3 separate regions of the Mus musculus genome follow, and all the other regions are linked to region 2. Evidence: chromatin loops called from intact Hi-C (ENCODE). Cell type or tissue: heart. All regions are shown on one strand.

Region 1 (8,000 bases), 98 kb before region 2:
TGTTTGCAATGTCTCTACCTCTATCTGCTGTGCTCAAGACTTTCCTGCCTTTTAATTCTTTATCTTGCAGAGAAAGTCAACCAGTTCAAGACTCCTGTCCCCTGAGGGAGAATCAACTTTTACAGATTGTCCTCTAACCTTCATCCATGCAGTGATACAAGCACACACACACTCATGCACACACTCACGTACACACACACACAAGCTGAAAGAAAAAGAGGAAGTGTCTAATGAAACTGCCCTCCTTAACTATGGTCTCCTGGAGATTCAAACCTTTGTTGGCTCCTGCCCCCTCTAGCCTTCAGCTGCTATTCTCTGGGTCTCAGCCTCTAGAGCTTCCTGCTTCCAGTCCTGACCTTTAACCTCTATCTCCCAGCTTCCTGCCCTCCAGTCTCAGCCTGCAATCTCTAGCTCCCAGCCTCTAGCCTCTTGGCTCTCGCCATCTTCATTTCAGAGGCAATCTTTTTCCATATCCTTAACACTTTCCTCTCTATATATTTTTTTCTATTTGAAATTGTCCAGGACCTTTTAAGATGAGGGCCACTGTTTTACAGGGAATGTTCACCAATTCGAAAATCACTGTGTGACAATTCATATTGTGGAATTCATACAAATGAGGTTTTGAGAAATATGCATATGTTTGGGTTTTTTTAACTTTAAAAAATGTAGCTGGGTAGTGATGGTGCACGCCTTTAATCCCAGCACTTGGGAGGCAGAGGCAGGCAGATTTCTGAGTTCAAGACCAGCCTGGTCTACAAAGTGAGTTCCAGAACAGCCAGGGCTACACAGAGAAACCCTGTCTCAGAAAAAAAAAAAAAAAAAAAGTAGAGCAAAAAGAGAAGACAAATGTACAGCAACCACCATAGGATAATGAGTGTTTATAGGATAATGAGTGTTTATAGGATAATGAGTGTTTGAGGGGTTCTGGCAATTCTCATTTTGAAGGAAAACCAAGGATTTATAGTGACTGCCTCGCTGGCTGCCATGCTGAACTTCCAAAGTCCTTCAGAACACTCATGCCTGCAATCTGCCTTCTGTCCTTTCTTTCTTCTTCTTCTTTTTCTTCTTTTCATTCCATTTTGGTTTGTTTTTATGAGACAAGGCCTAACTCTGTAGCGTTGGCTGGTCTGGCCCTTACTATGCAGCCTGGGTTGACCTAAATCTTAAGATAGTCCTCTTGCGTGAGTCTCTTGGACACCAGTATTAGACATGAACCTTTCACACCTAGCCCTGTGGTTGGTTTTCATTTGCTTAGCACAGATATTCTCTAGATCACCCATGTACATTATCATAAGCCTTACCAAGGGAAACCCAATCCTGTCTTCTCTGCATATTGTAGCTATGCAAATATCTAACAGAAGGACCCCCATCACCATGTCAATAAATGGAAGTAAAATAATGCCCCTCTTTTCTGCACACAGTAGCCTGAAATGAAAGCTTTTATGGGGTTCTGAGTGGTTTTGTTCAGTCTGTAACTTGTAAGTAACAATCATTTATAGAACTATCTTGCTGAGTAAAAGGCTTTCAAAAGTGGCTCCCTTGGGGCTGGAGAGATGGCTCGGCTGTTAAGAGCTCTGCTGGCTGCTCCTCCAGGACCAAGGTTTGACTCCCAACACCTATATGGCAGCTCAAACCATCTGTAATTCCAGTCCCAGAAGAGACAATGCTCTCTTCCACAGGCGCTATAAACGTGTGGTACACAGACCTGCATGCAGGCATAAATGGTTCATGTGTGGGCTGGGGATGTAACTGGTTCCTTTGGTAGAGTAGTTGTTAGCCTACTTATGTATAAGGTCTTGGGTTCGATCTCAGCACTGTATAAACATATTGGCTGGTATATGTCTATGATATAGCACACCAGGAAATTAAGGAAAAATCAGGCGTTAGATGTTATTCTCAGCTACATAGAGAATTCAAGGCCAGCCTGGTTACATGAAACAAACAAACAAACAAACAAACAAACTTGTTATAAACAAACAAACTTGTTATTTAGAAAAACCGAGCATCCCTGTGGCTTTTAATCCCACACAAGATGTCTACCCTTAACAATTTGTTTTCTGAACGCTGGCATTGAGGGCAAATGTAGCATCCTTTGGAAACCCAGAAGCCCATGGATTAAACCAACACCTCAAAACCCATCCCTGCTTCAGTCTCCTACAAGTCTGACTTTTGACCCCAAAGAAACACAGCTTCCCACGTGCCGGAACTCACTAAAGGACCACAGGAACTGGGGATGACTGACAGTCAAAAACCAATGTTTCCAAAGCTGGGAGGAGTTCCACAGATCACCGCCTCCCAGGCTGTCCTTCAGATGGTTTAATGTGCAGAGTCTTAAACCCAGGGTCCAGCCTTGGCTTTTATTTATTTTTAGAATAGTGAAACAGCTTTCCAGCTCAGACATTCAGGTTAAGACATAGGGACCTTTGGCTTTGACCTCCCTGGGGAGCTCGTGGGGGAGGAGGGGCGGTGAGTTTCCTCCTCTGTTCTCCTCCTTTTGTGATTTTCTTGTTCTGGGACAGCAATGCAAGGAAGACCTTCAATTCCTGATCTTTGGCCTCCGACTCTCAAGCTTGGGATGACAGGCATGTACCACCAGGCCAGGCTCATCTTGACAGTGGTCACACTGTCAGTATCCTTAGTGCCCCACCCTCCACCTGCCACCCCCACACCCCCTCCCCTGTTTTCCAGAGCATTCTTATTCAGTAGAGAATTTCTATAGAAACTTCAAGTACTGTTTCCAGGTAGGAGAAATGTAAATGCCAAGGGCATTTCTTTCCAGTTCTTTGTCTAGAACGATTCTAAAACTAAATAAATAGAAGCTTTTGAATCACCCTCTCCCTGACTGTACCTCAATCAGATCTCTGCAACTCCCACCAGCCCCAGGACACCAGGATCTGTGAATGGGGATGGCCAGGAGGCATGGAGCATGCCCTGTGCTACTTACCACCACCCCCAACACACACACACCACACTCATACACAACACACACACAAACACAAACAACACACACACACACCACACTCATACACAACACACACACAAACAACACACACACCCCACACACATACACAACACACACACAAACAACACAGACACCACACTCATACACAACACACACCATACACCACACACACATATACATACCACAAACACACACACACCACACACATACACAACACACACCATACACCACACACACATACCACAAACACACACACACCATACATACAAACACACACACATACACAACACACACCAATACACACAACACACATACACACATCACACACACATACACACACACAAAACACACACAACACACACAAACACAAACAACACACACACACCCCCCTCCCCCTTCCTGATCAAGATCTAATCTCAATGGAGATCTTACTACTAATTAAAAATTATTAGGGATACAAGTTTTTAAAAAAAGAAGTTAAACGGCCTGTGAAGAATTAATTAACATAAACGGAATATGGCAACTTTTACAGACCAGTGGCCAGTTTTATTTAAGAAATAGTGTGGAAATACAACCCAATGATGTTGAGGGAAATCTAGCAATGAATATCAAGTACAAACTCTAATTTTGTTTTCATGGTAACTACTATGAATCCTCACTGGGTTCACTTCAGCTAAAAACTGTAAAAGCTCTCTCTAGATTTAGGATTTTCCAAGGCTGTATTTCACTTTATTTTTTAAATATAAAAATATTGATGTGAGGAGCCAAGACCTCTGTGATGGTCAAGTACAAGATTCTGTAAGCGTTCTGGGTAGTGGCCACAAGGTGGCGCCACAGTGGTATTTCACAAACCTAACAAGGAGCATAGCCGTTAATGGAAATTGATGTCATCCCCAAATACATGAATGCAATATAATGGCTTCCCTGGATGCGATGGGAACTTTAGTCACAGACTTCTGCTTTCCAATGACTCTCATATGTCCATGGTGACGCAGAAATGCGAGTTTGAAAGATTCTATGATTTCCAAACCTCACAGAGAAGAGCTCTAGAGTTTTCAGAACTTTTAGACTTTCTTATTTATTATTTACTTATTCACTGTACATCCTGATTGCAGTCCCTTCTCCTCCAAGTCCCACCTCTACAAGTCCCTCCTTCCATTATCCTCCCCGCACCCCTTCTCAGAGAAGGAGAGCCTAGCTTCTGAGCAGTTTCATCCAGCAGCAGATGGACACACAGTTGCAGAAGCCCACAGCCAAACATCAGGCAGGACTTGTGGAAGAGTGGGGGGTAGGACTGAGGGATCCAGAGGGGCCGAGGACACTGCAAGAAGACCTACAAAGTCAGTTAATCTGGGCCCATGGGGTTCACAGAGTCTGAACCATCAACCAAGCAGGGACTGGACCTAGGCCCCCCTATTCTTTTGGAGCAGATGTGCAGCTTGGTCTTCATGTGGGTCTCCTAACAGTTGCACAGGGGGCTGTCTCTGCCTCTGCTGCCTGTCATTGGCTCCCCTTCCCCTAACTGGACTTCCTGGTTGGACTTCAGTGAGAGAAGATGTGCTTACTCCTGCTGAGACTGGATGCTCCAGGGCAGAGTGGTAACTTTCTGATTTTCTATTAGTGCTTGCCTGCCCATCGGTGGCTGGGTGAAACCCACTCAGCTCATACACTGGTGTCCGTTTCAGCTATGTGGTAACTCTTCACATTGGAGTAACACCGGAGAACAAATAATGTCTGACAGGGAAGTCACGCCCAGGTGACATGGTGTGGAGGGAATTTTGTGAAAGATGGGCATCTGAAGACATCTTGAGAAAGGACTTGATAGATAGCTACCAGCGGAGAAAGCGACGGAGCATCTCAAATGCTCGCACTTGAACTGGCCGCAAGGTTAGGGAGCAGAGGCAGCCGCTGTTAATAGACTGTGCACACAGAAGCCTTCCATTTGATCTCCAGCACAGAATACAACTGGGCGTGGTGTCATAACCTGAAGTTCCGGCATTGCACAGGTGGATCAGATATTCAAGGTCCCCACTTAGCTGCATAGCAAGTTTAAGAATAGCCTGAACTACATTAAGACCCTGTCTCAAAAACAAAACAATAATATAAATAGGGTAGATGTAATACGGAGGAGAACGGGAACCGAGACAAGCGTCAGAGCTTTTTTCTGCCTAGAAAGGGTCTGTGTCTTTTCCTCTAACACCACTCCAGGCCCTATGCTCTGCCCCCACACTTGACAGCTGGCTGGATTTCCTTTCCATTCGTCTCCTGAGGCAGGCTCCTTTAGTTCTTTTCCTGCACCATATGTATTTACCAAAACCAACTGTAACACCCAGGAATACACAATGAGAGTATCTTTCTCCCTAGGTTTTAAAACTTTTTCTTTTTTAAATTTTAATCCAAAATTAAAACTGGAATTAAAATTTTTGGCTAATCACAAGACAGAAAAAATAGAACTGAGGGACTGGGATCTTTAACTTCAGAGTATCTAGACTCAAATATTTATGGTCTAGAGAGGGGAAAAAATGGGATGAATCCACTACTACCAACAGACATGGACTTTGATTTTCGGGTTGCTTGCGATGCTGGCTCCATCTCTAGGTACAGAATGTTCCCAGCTTCAAGAAGACCTTATCATTTAAGACCCAGGTGCTCTCTGTGCCTTCCTTCCTCTCAGGTGTTTAGTGCCAATTAAGTCTAGCTGTGGAGCACTCACCGCCACCGCTAATGTCACAAAAATGGAACTGGAGGCTAATTTTGCTTCTCATGAATAGGTCCCTGTGGTTTCATTTCAAGCCTAATGGAAGGGACGCGCTCCAGCCTTCCCCTCTGTTGTAACTTGCTGAGGCTCACCTTCAGGAATTTCGCTTCCGTTCCGTGTGCGCTATTTCCTGTGTGGGTTTATTGTTGGCTGTTGTTTTCACATATGAGTTCCATTCTATTGTGGATACTCCGTTCTTCAGGAACTACCAGAGTGAGTGATGACTTAACTGCTCATTTTGGGACCTTTATGTTCCTAGGAAGGCCTCCTAGTCCTGCTCAACTTCACTTCCTGCTATGGTGGGCTTCCTTCCGGCTCGCCCATGTTCCCCTTCAGTGTAGGAGAGCAATACCCCAAACCTCTGTGGAAAAGTATGGAAAACATTTTGGGATGGAGTAGTCATTATTTTGCAATCAGACATTGCTGTTTGGCATCAATTTCACAGGGCTTGAAGGAAAACTGAGAATTTGGTGACAGTGAGCGAGCTAGAAGGGGTAGCGTGCCCTGTGACACCACACCGGGGTCGCAAGCACCGTCCCTTCTGAGCGCGTGGATAAGCCAGCTTTGCCTTCCACAGCCGGTCCCGTTGGGAAGGTTGTGTCATTTCAGAAGCGGGTGCGTGTGTATGTCTGTTGCCATGACAACCCAGCAGCTTTTGGTTCAGGCTTCTCAGCCAAGGCATAAATGTACTCTTGAAGTGATGCTTGTCAGAATTTGCCAGACTATTTTCCAGCACCCCTGGATTCACACAAAAGGCTTAGAAGGTTTCCAACTCCATTTAGGGGAGAGACAGGATGAAATTAGTGGTTGGCTCATAAGAGTGGCGAGGGCTGAGAAGTTCTACTCCCCTGCGGAAGGCAGCATGTTCCAGCCTGCCGTTTCAATACTTTGGGCAGTTCTGCATAATTAAAGAAAAAGCCCAAAATCAAATGCCACAAAAAAAAAAAAAAAAAAAAAAAAAAAAAAGCTAATTACCGGAACTGAGGCTTTCTGTTGAGTTCTTGTGACTCATAACTATCTCTGCATTTAATAAGGGGTCATTGTTCCTGCCCGGACTTTATTCTTATTTGGGCTTGTCAAATATGTGTAGGTACTACACCAAAGAAAGCAACTAAAAAGTCAATAGCAGGAGCCAAGAGCATAATCTCTCAGCCAACTCCATGGACTTGTCAGTTCCTGCTTTTGTCTTCATGCCCACTAACCTCGCTGAAAGGATTAAAGCCTGGTCATTTTGCAAGGAAATTATACAGGACATTCAGCGACTCTGAGACAGACTAATTAGACCTGGTGACTGCTTGGTTCTTCCATTTCTCCTCCTTTCCCACCTTCTGCTGCTCCCTACATCTCTTCCAAATGGATGCAGCAAAATACCTGTTCCCACCAGGCACTTATGAGCGGCCATCAATAGGATCCCATTACGAAGAGGGACACAAGGGGATGTGATCATGTCCCCAGGTTCACACCATGCCTGTCTCCAGGAGCATGGGTCTCCAGCTGGCTGCCATTACAGATAACTTAGGTGCGTTATCTCGTTATTCTGTTAAAGTCATTCTGAAGTCAAACAAACCCCTGATCCTTTTAATTTAATTTCTCTTAGTCATCATCTATCTCCAAGAACTGAACGCTGTGAGTCATATAGTCTCTCGAGTCCTGAGAAGAAATCTGAGCTGTGTTGAGATTTAGCCACAAACACTAGCTATTCCTTAATGGAATACATCACTTAATGTAGGTCTTCACTCCGTCCTTGGTAAAAGGAGCCACTTGGATATAAATTCTGAGTTCTGCTCCCAGTGAGAAATTTTGTTTCTTTCAGGGAATTCTGGAAACCTTAGCTCCAACTTTGCTCATGCATTTTAGCAAATTGTGTCTTTAAAAAAAAATGCTAGCATAGAGAGCATCACTCCAGAGCAATGAAACAAGTGAGTTGCCATGGAAGCTGTTCTTGGTTCATGTCCTTAGGCACACCCCTTGACCCATCTCACCCACTGGTTCATACCCTAAGCACACCCCCTTGGTCCACCTCCTCCTCTGGTTCATAGCGTAGGATCCTGGACCTGCCTCATCCCATCCCCTCATCTGTATCCCCAGCCCACAAGGTTGTTTGTTTGCTTATTTCCAACAAAGAAATAGTACGTTTCTGGTTTGAATTACTAACATCCTTAAATTCAGAATGTCTGTGTGTTGCAGAAGACAAGTCAACTCAGGGTAGGAGCTTAAACTAGATGGATTCCAAGTATCGTCTCAACATTAACTGGGATTTTTATGTGAATTGTGCCAAAG
Region 2 (8,000 bases):
TGACGAGGCTACGAACACAGGGCGATGGCTGAGAACGACTCGGCTCCCATCCTCTCTTTTGTCTCAACTGCGCAAGATAAAACTCTATACCACAGCCAGGTTCTGACATCTGGACCTAATTCACTCAGCTTATGCTATTAATTCACCAGAAATAGCATTTTCATAGGAACTGGGGTAAGGAGGTGGGTGGCCAGAAGCAACGGAGATCTAGGGCAAGCTGTCTGCCTCTTGCTATTTTTCGAGTGAACACTACTGGCTTTTGGGACAAGACAGTTCCTCCTACCCTAATGGGCAGTTCCTGTCCATTTGCAGGAAGCGTCCTGCCCTAAGGGGCAAGACCCATGTACCATAAATGATCCCCAGCCATTGCTCAATCCCAGCACACAGCATTTCTAGGCTTTCCCTGAAGGGCAGTCTCTGCCCTGGTTGAGATGGCCGGTGATCCCAGCAGGACTCAGCATGTCCCTACTTTTGGGGGAACCTCCCCATAGGAACTGGTTCATAGATAGACCCTCGATAGTGCTGCTGGTCCATCCTCAACGACTCTTGACCCCTGGGTTAACTGCTTGACTTGCTTAGCCCTACCATCAAGATTCCCCTTGGGAAACAATTGGCATAATTCCAAGGCAGTTACAGAAGGAAGGAACGGGCTCTCAGCGCAAAGGTAACACTGGGAGTCTTCAAAAACACACAGTAAACAAGACTAAAAATAAACACTTGGGGTGAACCACAGCTCCTCAACTGACACCTTCCTTCATTTGCATCTTCTGCCTCTAGAAAAGCCCCAGATGGGGTTGTAGTATCTATCTGTCACACACTGGTGGAATCTGTTGGGTAGTTCTGGGTGGTGGTGCAAACCACTGGTGGTCACGTGAAAGCTGGGCTTTAACTCCTCCCTTTTGGAGGGACTGCTGCTGGGTTGGGTTGTTTTTTGTTTGTTTGTTTGTTTTTTAAGCTACATTTTCTTTGTTCTCCTTCTTCTTCTTCTTCTTCTTCTTCTTCTTCTTCTTCTTCTTCTTCTTCTTCTTCTTCTTCTTCTTCTTCTTCTTCTCCTTCTTCTTCTTCTTCTTCTTCTTCTTCTTCTTCTTCCTCCTCTTTACTGATGAAAGTCCTAAGTATCAGAATGAGTAAATGTTATGCAATGGACATTGTCAGACACAGACCTATTATCTGCTCACTGATGTGGGTTGGTTAGAACTAGGAAAAGCCCGGGTGAATGCTACAGTTGCTTTAAGTGTTACTCTAAAGTTGCCCTCAAATGAAAGAGGTTTACAAAGGAGGAAAACGCAACTGTTGCTAAGGGAAACAAACAAAAAAAAAAAAAAAAAAGCTCATGTCTTCCAAATGCAGGCTTTGGTGTAGCACAAGGCTTGCTTTACTTTCAAATAAACTGTCATTGAAGCAAAAGCAAGATATGAGAAATGTGAGCCTTTCTCTTTCAACACTACCCATTGTGTTGAGATTCATAAGCAGGAAAGCTAAGAGCCCACCGTCCTCTCAAAGAAATATGAAAGTTGGTGCTTTGAAATAGAACTTATCAAACTCTGCCTGAGTGATATCTATGCTGGAATCCGACTGGATCTGCATCCCCTTCCGAAACAAGTCTTTCTTCTCAGTGGTGAGAATTACCTCACCTGGAGTTCACACTGCAAAAAGTTTCAGAAGGCTTTTCATATGAATGAAGCTGCTTTCTTCAGGGCAGATGCGGAAGCTGCCCTCCCCAGGGCTTGGGCAATCCGCTGTGGGGAAGGAAATCGCCTCCCAGGCAGTGTGGCTGCTCAGAGCTAAAGTGGCTCCCGTGTGTCCTAGGTTGTGAGTGCCTTCAGCTCCTGGTCTTCCCACAATGCAATTCCTTGACCCTGAGGATCTTCTGGATGAAGAGGATGACATTTTTGGCGAAGGTAAACCCATCTCTCTGGCAGGAGCCAGGCTGCGCTGCTCTACTGTGGGAACCTTTCAAGTGCTTTGTATGAAGGAAGATAGTTGTTCGGAGCAAGGCGATCATAATGGGGCACAAGGCAAGGCAAGGACATTGCAGTTGAGCGATTGTTCCGAAGGTTATGTTTTTAAAGGATTACAGCTAAGTAAAGATCTGCTTTAGGCCAGAAAAATAGAACGGAGATTTTATACTTTGTCCCTCATATGTGTGCTCTTTGATGACATCCAAAGGGAAGGCTGTCACAGTACTTTGTGTGTGCCAGGCCCTGGGGTAGGAACTGAATGAATGGGGCCAGAGGGCTTCTTTCTCCTGGTGACCAGCCAGCCCTCCTCTCCTCCCACCTCCCACCCCCTTCTCTTCCTAGATCCTTCTCCTCCCTCCATCCCTCCTTCTACTTGGCTGTCCCCCTCCCTTTGTTCTGTCACATTCATTTGTTACCAGGCTCTTCATTTTTCTTTTCCTTGTGTGTGTAGGGGGTCGGGGTTGAATCCTGGGCACACCCGACACCCTCTGGCATTGCTTAGCTTTCCATCTCGATTCACAGATCTTCAGTTAATCGTGCAGTTGGGCTTAGTGTTTTAAAAAGGCAGGCAGTAACCTCCAGATGTCTTATTCTAATGCTGCAACCAGATGGGTCATAGGCAAAAACCTTTCTAGAATTTGGAATTGCCTAAATGGATGGGAATTGGGACTGGGGGAACCTCAGATTTTTCATAAAATACCTTGTTTGGGTTTTTTTTTTTTTTAAGTCTGTTAAGTAGTATAAAAGGGATACTGGGAGTGAGGGGGTGTACCCTGTCTCCTAAATCTTACAAGTTCAACCAGGTAAGAATCAAGTGTGTGCACTGAGAAGCCCTGTGCTCCAGGCTATTCCTGCTATCTACGCTTACTTTGTTTTAGCCATAGAAATATTTAAAATTAGAGTTTATGAGTGTGGCCCGGGGACACATCCTTGTAATTCCAGCACTGGTGTGTGGAGACAGGAGGATCGGTAGTCAAGGGCATCCTCGGCTACATAGTACATTGAGTCCAGCCTGAGCTATGAGAGACATTGTGTCAAAAGAAAATGTAAATGACATCATACGATAATAATGCAGGCCAGGCATGGTGGCACACGCCTCTAATCTCAAGACTTAGGAGGCAAAGGTGAGGAGTTCAAGGCCAGCTTGGGCTACACAGTGTGATCTTGTTAGAAAAAAAATAAGCAAAAACAAAAGTAAGATAAGATCATGATTGGGGTTTTTATCAGTGTCTATTGGTGAGAGGGATCCCTGTTGAGCTTTGCTGCTGGTGACTCAGGCTTCCATCTGATGCTTTGCTTGACTGATGGGCACTGAGAACGGCGGGTGTCTTGAAGTCTTAGGCTTGGGCTCTCTGTTCTTTGACTTCCCCTCCTGGAGTTGGTGGTTACTTAGAAACCAGGTTAACAATTACAACTAGAAAGATTCGCCTACTTTGGATAATCGCCTACTTTGCAGCCACTTTTCCCTCCAGGTGTGACACTCTAAAATGTCCAGTCCACATTTTCCTATCCAGAGGGATTTTTCTTTGTATCTGGGTCCGGTGCCGAAGAGCGCCATCTACAGGTCAGAGCACAAGCCTGGATCAGGCATGGGCCCATCCTGAAAGGAAGGATCACAAAGCAGGGCTCCGCCAATCTGCAGACCTCCTGCTGAGCACCCATAGCTATCAAGGTCATTGTTTTAAATTATTGTTTTATATGTACGGGTTGCTTGCCTGCATCTATGTCTATGTGCCACATGCCTGACATCTGTGGAGACCAGAGGAGAGTGTCTGGTGTCCTGGGATAGGCTTAACAGACAGTTGTGAGATGTCAGTCGGTGCGGGGAATCAAACCCAGGTCCTCTAGAAGATCAGCCCATGCTCTTAACCACTTATCCCCCTCAACGCCATTATTTTATCCTCAGTGACCGGTGTCATTTCAGAGCAGCTTTAGACTTGAATTCTAGTTCTGTCTTGCACAGGTTTTGCAATGTAACTTCCGTTTCCTCAATGGCAATGTGAGATTGCAGCATCCATTTGGCTGTATAGCTTAGCTTTCATCGAAGGGTCCTAACTATTTGTCTTGCTCTTCCGTGGAGCATATTGGTTAACTTACTCCTTAGAGACCAGAGCGAATCCTTCGAGAACACCAATCAGTACGCTTTCATTGGTTTTCACAGTCATGGCTCACTGCTAGTTCATGTGGGACCTGGGTTTTAAGTAGTATCTCACTTTAAGAAGGAATGTGTAGGCTCTGCCTGGGTTTTGCCCGTTAATCTGCTTTGTGACCTCAAACAGATTGTCTAACCCCTTGTCCTCCAGTTTACTCACTTGAGAAATGGAGCACAAACCTCCTGGGACTGTGTGCAGATTACAGCCTATTCCAGGGAAGTACTTAGACTAGTACTCCGTGAACAGTAATGTACTTACTGCCGTGCTTGCAAACATACACTCATGTCATAGAATGGGGATTCTGTTTTCCCTGCCATGTAGAATTGCCGGAACATGGGCAGGTCATTGATCCTCTCTGAGCCTCATCCTGTATTGAAAGCACAAGACTTATCCATTGTCTGAGGCCTCTGTTTTGTTTTGTTTCCATTTTCCTGTTAAATTATTTCAGCTAGCATACAAAATGATGGGTTTTATTTTCACACACTTGGGTGTACTGTACTTTGCTCATACGAATCCCTCCACTCCCACTCATCCCCCACTTTGACTCTCTTTGCTGAGACATCATTTCTAAAAACCTCGGCTCTCTGCCTGACCTCACCATCAGGACATTTGCACCCGGAGTGCATGACCACCCAGGTTTCCCTGGGCTTTCTGTTCTCTGACCTGCTGGAGAAAGCAGTGCAGTCCCCACACAGTGAGTCTCTTCCCACACACAGAAGGGAACCACTCAGGAAGCTTGTTGTTAGGGCAACCCTGTTACTTTACAGCTGACACATATTTTTTTTAAAAGGAACCATCTTCCCCCTCTCACAGGTTTTGTACAGATGCAGAAAGAGCTGGAAAGGAAAAGAAAGCCAGTAGTGCTTACAAGGTGTTCGCTCACCGCCTCTCTGAGATCCTGTTTGTTCTCTGTGGTTAGAGAAAATGTTAAGGTTCACAGAGCTAAGAAGCATGGGGTGCCACTCTTGTTATTTCCAGAGAAAGGGGGAGGGAGAGAGAGAGAGAGAGAGAGAGAGAGGATGTTTACTTACACATAACACTCTAATTCTTCTTCCTCCCTCTCCCTTCCTCTCCCCTCCCTCCCTCTCTTCCCTCCCTCTTCCCCTCTCCACCCCCCACTCACACCCACAGCCTTAAGCATGCTTTCTAGACATCCACAACCTCACTGTGTCATTGGAAAACAGTTACTATCGAGTAGCCATGAACTTTTCATAGAAAAGTGGGTGATTCGATTATCAAGGCATTGAAAAATTGAAAATCCAACTGCTGGCACTATGCGCTGTTTCTTTTTGTGGTTTCACACTTATCAAATTAAAGGGAATTCATCCATGTCATTGCTAGGCAACCTTGACAGTGGTGGACACACCACTGTATGGATTGTCTTTCAGAGAAGAGACCACCAATCCTGCGGGAAGACTCAGTTCTAAGGCCGTCAGTCAGCCTGTTAGCGTGGAAATTGCACCTTAGCAGCCTCCTGGTTTGGAAGCCCCAGCCTGGCTGCTTCTGTTTTGAGAACTGCTCAGTGGCTGCGGTCCAGTGCAATGATTGGGACAGTAAAACCCCACGAGTTCACAATGTGTGTGCAAAGTATCGCTTGGACTCTTGTGTTCCCATAGCTCTTAAGATCTCACTTCAAGACCTCATCCAACTGCAAACGTTTTGCCCGCTCTCTCTGTTCCCAGAGCTGGTAGGCCACATGGTAGCAGAGGCACACACATTCATATCCTGGAGGAGCTTCTTCGGTCTCCTCAAAGAAGGCTTCTAGGTATGCCAGGGTAGGGTGGTACCCAAGGGGTACCTTCCCCTTCTCAAAGGAAGAAAGGGGAGAGGGCCTGTGTGAGGAGGGATAGGGGCTTTGATCAGAATGTAAAGTGAATACACAAATTAAGGAGGGGAATGGCTTCTATATGGAGAGGAACTAGATGCCTCTAGTGCCTAAGACTGAAGAGACTAGCAGGTGTTTGGAACAAATTCACTCATTTTTTAAAAAATAAGTATCATCTTTCCCCAGGGCAGTCAGTCTTGGCACGTGCTGTTCTTGCAGAGGACCCAGGTTCAATTCCCAGCACCCATATGATGGCTCACAACCATCTGTAGCTCCAGTACCGGGGGTTTTGACACCCTCTTCTGGCAGGCACACATGTGGTGTGTAGACAAAATACCCATATCATTAAATTAAACGTTAAAAAGAAAAAAGAAAGAAAGTTGGTCTGTGTGCTTTCCTTTCCAAAGGAAACTTTACCTCAGAGCAAAAGGCTCTCAAAATGTATCAAGAAATTGTTAATTAGGATGCAAGCTAAGCTCTGCCTCTCTATGTAGACTGTTTATAAAACTACATGTTTCCCCACATCAGGTAAAGGAGCCTAGCCCTAACACTACGTGGCACTCCAAGACTCAGAGACTGGATAGCCCAGAGACCTAAGATAGAACCAAAGATGCCCAGAAAAAAAAAAAAGTTACTGAAGTGATTCCTAGTGCTATTCTGCAATATTCATAGATTGGTGCCTACCCCATTAGCCATCAGAGAGGCTTCATCCAGCAACTGATAGAAACAGATGCAGAGACCCACAGCCACATATTAGACGGAGCTCAGAGAATCCTGCAGAAGATGGAGAGAAAGGATTGTAGGAGCTAGAAGACTCATGGACACTACAAGAAAACCCACAGAATCAGCCAACCTTGGCTCACAGGGGCTCACAGAGAGTGAATCACCAACCAGGAAGCTTGCATAGGACTGACCTAGGCCCCTCTGCACATAGGACTGACCTAGGCCCTCTGCACACATGTTACAATTGTGTAGCTTGACCTTCTTGTGGGACTCCTAACAGTGGGAGAAGGGGCTGTCTTTGATTCCTTTCTTGGCTTTTGGGACCCTTTTCCCTCATGCTGGATGATCTTATCCAGCCTTACTCCAAGGGGAGGTGCCTAGTTTTACTGCTACATGATATGCTATGCTTGGTTGCCCAAGAGGGGCAGGAGAAATGGAGGAGTGGGGAGTGGTGGCAAAGGGGAGGTGGGAGCAGGGACTGAGAGGAGAGGAGGGAGGGAAAACTGAGGTTGAGATAGAAAATTAATGATGATGACGATGATGAGCCAAGATGGCTTGTGAATTACATTTGCCCCTTGCAAAATTAAAACATGACAGGAGGGAGGAAGAGGGAAGGAAGGAAGGAAGGAAGGAAGGAAGGAAGGAAGGAAGGAAGGAAGGGAAGGAAAACTAAATTAAGATTATATATAAAAGCAATAAATCCAGGAAGCTCAGACTGGTTGAAACTTCACAGAAAAAGTAAAGGAAACAAAACACAAGCCTTGGAAGAGTGTTGGGGCGGGGTGGGGTGGGGTGCTCTATGATTATTCTACATTTCCTTTCATATAAAAGCATACGATAATTGTTACTTAACTGTATTTGATCTTTCTCAAAAATATCTGGGGTTCTCAAGTGGACCCACACGGGATTGGAAAGCAGGCAGGAAGAGGCTGTCCTAGTTTGACAGAGTAAGAAGAATTGGTAACTCTCTGCTTTCACCGTTTGCCAAGACTGTTTGGATCCGTTCGTTTCCAGCCTGGGTTCCTGGATAAACAGTTTGGATGGAAATCATTTCCCTGCTCTCTCACAGGGTCCGGAGCAGACACAGACCTCCCCACAGTTATTCATGCCTGTGTGACCTCGGCCTTGGATCACTGAACATTCCCTTCCCATGGATGTCTAGGAAGCTTTCTTTGGCTGGTGCCAGCAAGATGGTGTCACTTCAGGGACACAGACCAAAATAGCACACTGAACTAAAGCTATGCAGGCCAGAGCAGCCACCAGTCTACCCTCTGATTTATGGCCTCCAGTGACCTCACAGTGACCTATTTAGATCTGCCGATGCTAAAAGGGGGTTGA
Region 3 (8,000 bases), 50 kb before region 2:
CAGATAGTCTATTCATGTAAATAATTGTGGGGGTCAATGCTCATGTTTAGTGGAGCATTTGCTGTGGGGTCCAAGTGCTTTGAATGCATTCTTCATTCAGTCCTCTTTAAGATAAGAGTTATTATCCCACTTTATAGATAACTGGAATTTGTCTACCATATCTGAAGTAGGCATGTATGTGTAGGGGCAAACAGAGAGAGGAAATGTAGAACTTTCTTGTTCTGTCTCATAGCAGAAGGCTGCAGGCAAATGGTGGAGGAGTGGGAGTTCTCCCAGGTCTCAAGGCCCAGGCTTCTTCTATATCCTCACCATCAATTGTCCACATTTGACTTGTTTCTCATTGCCTGTCAGGGCCACTGCAGTTCCAGCTATCTTGCCTTAATTCAAACCAGCAGAGGGGAAGAGAACCAAAGAACTATGTGTTTTACACGTTTAGAACAGTTAGAAATCACAAGAACTATCCCTTATATCCTATTGGATAGAACTCCACCAGACCATTATTAGCTGTAGAAAACTACAATAGGCAGGCCCATCGACACCACCACCACCATTATCATCACCACCACCATCATCCCCATCCCCCCCATCATCACCACCACCATCACCACCACCACCATCATCCCCATCCCCCCACTACCATCATCACCACCACTATCACCACCACCACCACCATCATCACCATCACCACTACCACCATCACCACCACCATCATCAGTGATGGGGTCCAAATTCAGGGCTTTGCATATTATGTGGGTTTGTTTTTTATAGACAAGTCAAGAAAGCTATGGATTACTCATTGTTGTGATCAAATGCACAAGAACAACCTAAGACAGGAAGGACTTACATTGGCTAGGGTTTGAGGAGTATCATCCATAGTGATGGGGGAAAGGCTAGTGAAGGAAATGTGATGTCACATCTCATCCATGATCAGGGAGTAGAGAAGGATGAACGTTGACACTCAGCTTACTCTTGTCTGGGGTCTAACCCACTGCATGGTATATCCTGCACTCAGGCTGCTCCTTCCCGCCTCAGTTAGATCTTTCTGGAAACACCTTCACAGATAGCCCCAAAGGTGTTTTTTCTTTCATGATGATTTTAAATCTGGTCAAGTTGACAATGAAGATAAACCATTGTAAGCTATTTCTATCACAGGTAGCTGTCTCCACCATATTAAAATGCAGGGGATCACATTTGAAAGCTTACAGGCAGGATATATGTCTCTAGCTAACCAACTCTACGTCAGTAAATTTATTTTAAAAGATGAGGTAGTCCTGGGAAAAGATCTTCAATAATGATACCACACACACACACACACACACACACACACACACACACTTACTCACCTAGCTTTGAATGGCGGTATTTCCTACTTATTAAGACCTTGTTAGAAGCATCGAACAAACTGACTATTGCACCATTCATAAAGAGAGAAGAGGGTAATACCCTATGCAGATACTCCTGTGCCCCTCTCTGTATAAAATGAGTATAGTAGATAGTTTGTCATATGGTCTTAAAAAAATCTTTTTCTCTTGCAAGGAATGTGTGGTACATATACATTACATTCATGTGTTTGTGCACATGTGTTCCCCTGTGTGTGAGCACATGTGTGTAGAAATTTGAAGTAGAGCTTGAGAGTTTTTCTCAGTCTCTCTATACTTTGTTTATGGAGGCAGGGTCTCTAGCTGAACCTGGAGCTCACCAGTTCTGGTAAGGCTTGCCCTGGGATCCTCTGGCTCTGCCTCTGGAGTGCTGGGATTTCAGCAGGCTGCTGCAGCTGCCAAGCTTCTCACTTGGATGCTGGACATCCAAGTTCCAGCCCTCAAGAGGCCAGCACTTTATCTACTGAGCCATCTCTCCAGCACCTACAGAGGGCTTAACAAGTAGGGGACGCCTTATTCAAAGGTAGTTCTCTCTCCCCCTCCCTCCCTCCCTCCCTCCCCCTCCTTCTGTGTGTGTGTGTGTGTGTGTGTGTGTGTGTGTGTGTGTGTGTGTGTGTGTGTGTGTGTGTGTGTGAAAGAGAGAGAGAGAGAGAGAGAGAGAGAATAGATGGATGGACAGAAAGAGAAACACAGAAAGAGAGAGATTTCACTACTGAAATTCTCTTTCCATCTTTTTAGATTTTACTGAGCTACAGTTGATTATTTAGGAAGACATATTATGCGCATATACTTTGGAATTTGACTCCCAGGGTCCTGTGTGGCAGACATAGCTCCCTGGCTAACTGCAACACTAGTGGGACCAGATCCTCCTCAAGCAGTAGTAAGCATGTAGGCAGAGTAGACGGGAACCCCTCCCTCCGTGCGTCTCCCTGGCATCTGGACGCAGCAAGTGCCCACTGCTCGCCGCCACCACTCGATAATTCCTTTTGCTCCAGTAGACAGCAGAGCTCAAAGAATCTGGGTCCTGGAAGGAACAGCAACACACAAACCCATAACCTTTTATTTTTCTCTGTACAAAGCCAGACTTCAGGGCATTTTGTCTTAATTTTGTAAATGTTATTAAGTAGTGCATGAATTTTTTCATGAGTATATTTTCCTTTTATTACCAAAAAAACAAATCTTTTTTGGAAGTTAGAAACTGCTAAAGCCCTCTTAATCTTGGAAAGGGAGACATTGAGCCAAAGGCCTGGGCTGGGGCTCTTTTCACCATGTCCTGCATTCCATGGTGGAGGCTGAACCACAGGCTGGAGACAACTGTCCCGCTCCCTGCTCCAGGAATGTTGAGCGGCAAAGGAATCCCCTTCCATGCTTGGGCTTGAGCTACGAGGGAAAAAGTTCCATTTGCTGAACATTTACTGAGTGCCAGAAATGCCTCTAAGCCTCTTACAAATTCCATCTCATTGAATGATTCCAACAAGCCAATGAAGTGGCTGCTTCTGCATTCTATAGTTTACATATTACAAATCTGTGGCACAGAGCTCAAGTGACTTACCCAGGGTTGCACGATTAGTGAGCTGGATTAGTGGTGGGGGTTGGACCCTAGGCAATATGACTCAGTGTCTATGGTATTATCACAAAGTCCAAACATTCCAGAGTGTGTGACACAAAGCAAAACCGGGCAGGCCAGGGACATAGCCCAGTCGCTCTGGATGGATATGCTTCACTCCACAACCACTGCAGGGACAGTGAGGATCCAGCTAGGGTGTCTGCGGACAACAGCAGCAGAGTGACAGCCTTTCTCTGCGTTTGGTTTTATTCTTATCTATTTCCTTCCTAAAGGCAGAGGGTGTGCAGGGTAAGCAAGCATCTATGTGGGCTTTTGTGGTAGACTCCATTGTGGCTCCACTGGCAGGGAAGCTGGGAAAAATATTTGTTTGGCTGATAAGTGCTTTCTGCTTTCTCAGAAGCCACTGGGCCCCCAGGATTCAGAGAGCAGCCATTGAGAGCCTTATCCCAAGATAAAATTCTTTATAACCTTCTTGGGACGTGTCCAAATCCTACGCCCTTTTGTTCAAACAGAGCAGAGCTAAGTCAGTGCAACTCAGAGAAAAGAATTCCAACTATTTGGGAGTCAGCCCTGGTTTTGTATCTCATAGGGAGGTGGGGAAAGTTATTCCACAGGGAAGGGAAGTGGAGCTATCTGCGATAGAAGCCTGGAACAGTGAATGAATGAGGCCATTCAGAGGCCCTGGGAAAGGCTGTATGCCTGCTCTCCACACCTCTGGGCCTGGCCTCTCTCTCCCACACTGGTTGGCCCAGTGATATGCACTCTGGTGTGATTTGAAGTCAGGAGGTAGGCTAAAGTATGGAAGGAAGTGTCAGGGCAGAGGCACTGTAATGGGTCACACCTGAAATCCCAGCATATCAGAAGCTAAGGCAAGATTGTTGTGAGTTTAAGTCTAACCTATATTACATAGTCAGTACTAAGCTAGCCTGGGCTACTGAGTGAGACCCTATTTCAAGACACCATGGACTGGAAAGATGGTTTTGTCAATAAAGATGTCTGCCACCAAGTCTAATGACCTGAGTTCCATTATAGGGGACTTGCATGGTACTAGAATAGAAATGACTCTGGAAAATTGCCCTCTGATCTCTATACATGTGCCCATTCCCACAATTCATGCATACATACATACATACGTACGTAAATGTAACTTTAAAATATTAAATACAGAATTTAAAGGTACATCCATAGCATCCAGGGACTCTTGTGACCAGCTCTTAGTCCTGCTTGTACCCCTGTGTGGCAGGTGCTCTCTGTGCTCCAACAGACTTGACTCAGGTTGTGTTCCTACCACTCCTTGTTAGGCTGTACCTCATAGGTGTGAAGAGCTGATTATTTTCCTAAGTCATAACCAATAGTCACATTTTGGACATGGCAAGAGGAGAAGGGAGGGAAGACAACCACAGGCTTCGATAGACCCTTATTTTCACACACCAGGGAGGTATATAATGCTATTTTTTAAAAATCGATTTATGGGCTAATGAGGTGATTTGTCAGGCAAGAGCTCTTGCCAAGCCTGACAGCCCGAGTTCTATCCCTGGGATTCGCATGGGAGAAGAAAAGACCTAACTCCTGCAAATCATCCTTTGACCTCCACATGTGCCGTGCACTACAGCATGAGCCCACCCACATGCAAACTAAATGTATACGTGTACAGATCCATGGTCACAAAACTGTGCATATTTGGTAAATTAGAGTGCTGTCGGATTGTAATTACTACAAGCGGGTGCTTTCACTTTGGGTCAGTGTTAGTAAGAGAGAGAAGAGAAAGTAGGGCACTCCTTAGGAAACACAAACCCCTGCATGGAGGCAGAGTGGATGGGAGGGACTTCAAAGTGCTCTTAGCAGTGCTCTTAGTGTCAGTTCCAGCAGCAACAGCAAAGGCACGCTTGGGTTTCACCGATTCCTGGCGGCCAAGAAACTATTTGGGACGGGATTCCCCAAAATCTCCTCTCCAAACGTTTGTTCTCAGAGCACTTGTTGTGGGTCTGGGCTGCCTCCCCCACTTCTTCTCTCTCCTTATAGTATTGTATCAGTGGCCAAAACATGGCCTCATGCTAGACAGCAGCAGCCTGGTTTGTTGAGGTCCTACTACGTGCCAGATGCTTCAATTGCACACCTTCATTTCGTTTCTGTGATGTATCTATTTTTGCTCCCATCATAAGAGGAAGAATGGTGGCCAAGTGTGGGGGTCACTTACACAGCTGGCCCATAGCTACATGGTCATTAGAGTTGCATTATCCGATTATAAATCCTGTGTTTCTTATCTTCATGCTATATTGACAACTTGTAGTCACACTAAACTTAAGACTCTCAGAACTAAAACTCATCATATAGATGACAGATAGACCCATTCCTTTGGGTCTGGTCCAATCATGATGTAGGAATTAAAGGAGTGCAGCCACCACTGCCCACAGGGAAGTCATAAGAGCTAGCCTTTCCCTTCTCCAGCAAAGCAGAGCCTGAGGAATTCCCACACACTAGTATTAATCCTTACCCAGTCCTGCCACCTGATTACAGGAAGAAAATTCCATTCACATTAACCCTCTTGGACCTTTTCAAAACAGAAGACCCAAGTGTAAGGTAGACGCAGTTCTACCTGATGGTGTAGGCATACTGACGTAGCTTGGGAGAGACTTGGGAGTGGGCACAGTCTTTCCTATAGGATAATATACATATAGTGTGCCTTTTGAACGCATAAGAAACAAGGTCATCTATGGCCTAAAAGCCAGGGGAAATGCTGTCTCATTCCACACACATTCAGCCCTTTGTAGGTTGCTTCTTTGGGTTTTTGGTTTCCCAAAATATAGATTGTGTGGGAAAGGAGAAAACCAAAGGTCTCAGCAACATATGGATAAGGTGTAAGACAGTGGAAAAACAAGAGCTGGTTATATCTGGCTATTAACATTTAAAGTTAATCCAAGCATGCTTACACACCTGTAATTCTTAGAAAGCAAAACCAGGAAGATTGAAAATTCAAGGCCTCAGTGGGTTATAGAGCAAGAATTTTTTAAATAAAAAAATAGACAAAATGACAACAAATATGTAATTTTGAGGGTTTGTTTCTTTGTTTTGAGATAGGGCCTCTCAACATTGTCCTGGTTGTCTTGGAATTCATTGTGTGGACCAGGCTGACCTTAAACTCAGAGATTCATCTTCCTCTGCCTTCCCAGTGCTAGGATTAGAGATATGCACTACCAAGTCCAGCCATTCTGTGGGCCTTAATTACCATTTTACAATTCTAGAATCAGACAGCAATCTGAACCTCAGGTAGTTGAGCATGCTGCCTCCGTGCATGGGTGGGAAATATTTATAGCCAGAGCAAAAATGAAGTAACCAGCAGAGCCCGGAAGCGGCGAGCAGAGTCAACAGGGCTGGGTACACTCATATCTGTCTTGTGTGAACGTGGTTTTAGCATTCGGTCACATCACTTGTTCAAGGCTCATCCCCTTGTCGCAAGAGCGTGTCACACACAGTCTCCTTACACATATGTTAGGATACAGTTCATTCTGCACAGAAAAACCAGGCCAGAGTTTAGAAGAGTACAGGGCAGAAAAGATGAAGCTTCAATTCAATAAATCATTACCACCTAAAGAGTGATAGAGAATGTAGGAAGGCCAATCACACAAAAGAGCTGGTGATGGGACAGTAGTCACAAACAGGGAAATCCTTTGTAAGCACACAGATCTCTCTACAGCTGGCACTTTCCCCCAGCAGGTGTAGGTCTTGTCAGCTCCCAACCGTCACCACTCCCACTGGGACCTCCTCATGTCATCCGTCCCTGAGAGGCAGGTATTGCTATGAAATTCTTGAACCAGAAGTAACTGCAACACTTACTGGGCATTTACATGTCATCCTAGATCATTTAAAAATATTTTTCTTTACGCTTTAAAATTAATATTTTGGTTAGCATATAAAGAAATGTTTCGTTGTGACATTTAAATCCAGATATAGCATTATTCTTTGTTCTTATTGTTTCCCCATCGGCCTCCTCTTCCCCTCTCATCTCTTGTTTCTCCTTTTTTCCTCCTCCAATGAGTATCCCTCATTTTTCATAGCACATATCTCCCATCAGCCTCTCCTGCTCCCCTCTCTCCCACTTAGATGAAAAATACCAGACTCAGAAAAACAAATATTACAATTTTCTCCCATATGTGGAATTTAGATTTTTTATACAAATATTAAGATAGAGGAGGAAAGGGGAAGGCATGTAATTATGGCCAGAACATGCTGTACACATATAAAAATGTCATGATGAATCCCGGTGCACTGCACAATTGATGTATGACGAGTAGGATTTTTTTCAAAAGCAAAAGTGAATTTAGAACTCTGAAACTTGTCGACCTCTTGTTGAAAGCAAGGGAACTGGAGCTCAGAGTAAGGGCCTGACACCACAGTATGAGCTTGCAGATTAACAACAGCATCCTTGCTGTAAGCCTGAGAACCAGCCACACCTTCACTGTGCTCCCTGTAGGCCAGTACCGTGGTTCCTAAGGCATCAGTGAACTGAGAAGTTCTCTCATCCTAGCGATGAGAAGGCTGAGGCTCTGTGCTTGGTGTAGGCACATTGAGCCCTGCCTTTCCCTCACAGGCTTGTCTAAAAGTAACCGGCCAACCCCACTGTCCATAGTCATGACTGACATCCAGGGTGGTTACCCCGAACCTATTGTGCATCTCATGATTCTAGATTAGTAAATGGGGCGAGGAAGGTTACCTCTGGGGCAGTCAACGAGCATGTCTACTTTTCTTTCACACGCTGATGACTTGAGTCCTCAGAACTGAGTAAGTGGGCTCTCAAACAGCAAGAAGATTGTAAAATTCCACGGCACCCTCTCAACCTGATGATGGCTGCCCTCCCTCCAAGATGCACAGGCAGCTGTGTCTTGCTTTGTTTTTCTATTGAGTTTTTGTTTGTTTGCTTAGTTTGGTTTTTGTGGGGGAGGGATTGTTTGTTTTGTTTGTCAAAAGGGCTCTTCTTTATAGTTGCCAAATATTTATGTCCTGCCCAGTGCACAGTCCGCCAAAATTTTTCTCCCATTCTGTAAACAGCCTCCTCA

The links. A loop is a pair of places that touch in the nucleus more often than their neighbours do. Peaks named below come from ENCODE experiments on the same cell type or tissue, not always from the same donor. Only the 100,000 strongest peaks of a DNase experiment are listed, where the experiment ranks them.
Region 1: it touches region 2 in a loop (2.9-fold over the local background); 13 of 42 quality-filtered maps call a loop at or near these places.
Region 3: it touches region 2 in a loop (2.0-fold over the local background); 4 of 42 quality-filtered maps call a loop at or near these places.

What each region holds. Positions count from the first base shown.
Region 1 is chr13:24,515,285-24,523,284 of GRCm38, forward strand. It overlaps a transcript of Ripor2 not described here. Among named protein-coding and RNA genes, the nearest start is that of Gm22013, 33 kb to the left of the region's middle. In heart, a CTCF peak has its summit at 3,769 (motif pointing right); a DNase peak (open chromatin) is centred at 6,347; H3K27ac peaks cover 2,555 bases.
Region 2 is chr13:24,612,847-24,620,846 of GRCm38, forward strand. It overlaps a transcript of Ripor2 not described here. Among named protein-coding and RNA genes, the nearest start is that of Ripor2, 22 kb to the right of the region's middle. In heart, a CTCF peak has its summit at 3,528 (motif pointing left); DNase peaks (open chromatin) are centred at 385 and 7,815; H3K27ac peaks cover 4,069 bases.
Region 3 is chr13:24,562,589-24,570,588 of GRCm38, forward strand. It overlaps a transcript of Ripor2 not described here. Among named protein-coding and RNA genes, the nearest start is that of Ripor2, 72 kb to the right of the region's middle. In heart, no CTCF peak of the experiment used is centred here; DNase peaks (open chromatin) are centred at 2,763, 3,033 and 3,483; H3K4me3 peaks cover 282 bases; H3K27ac peaks cover 4,999 bases.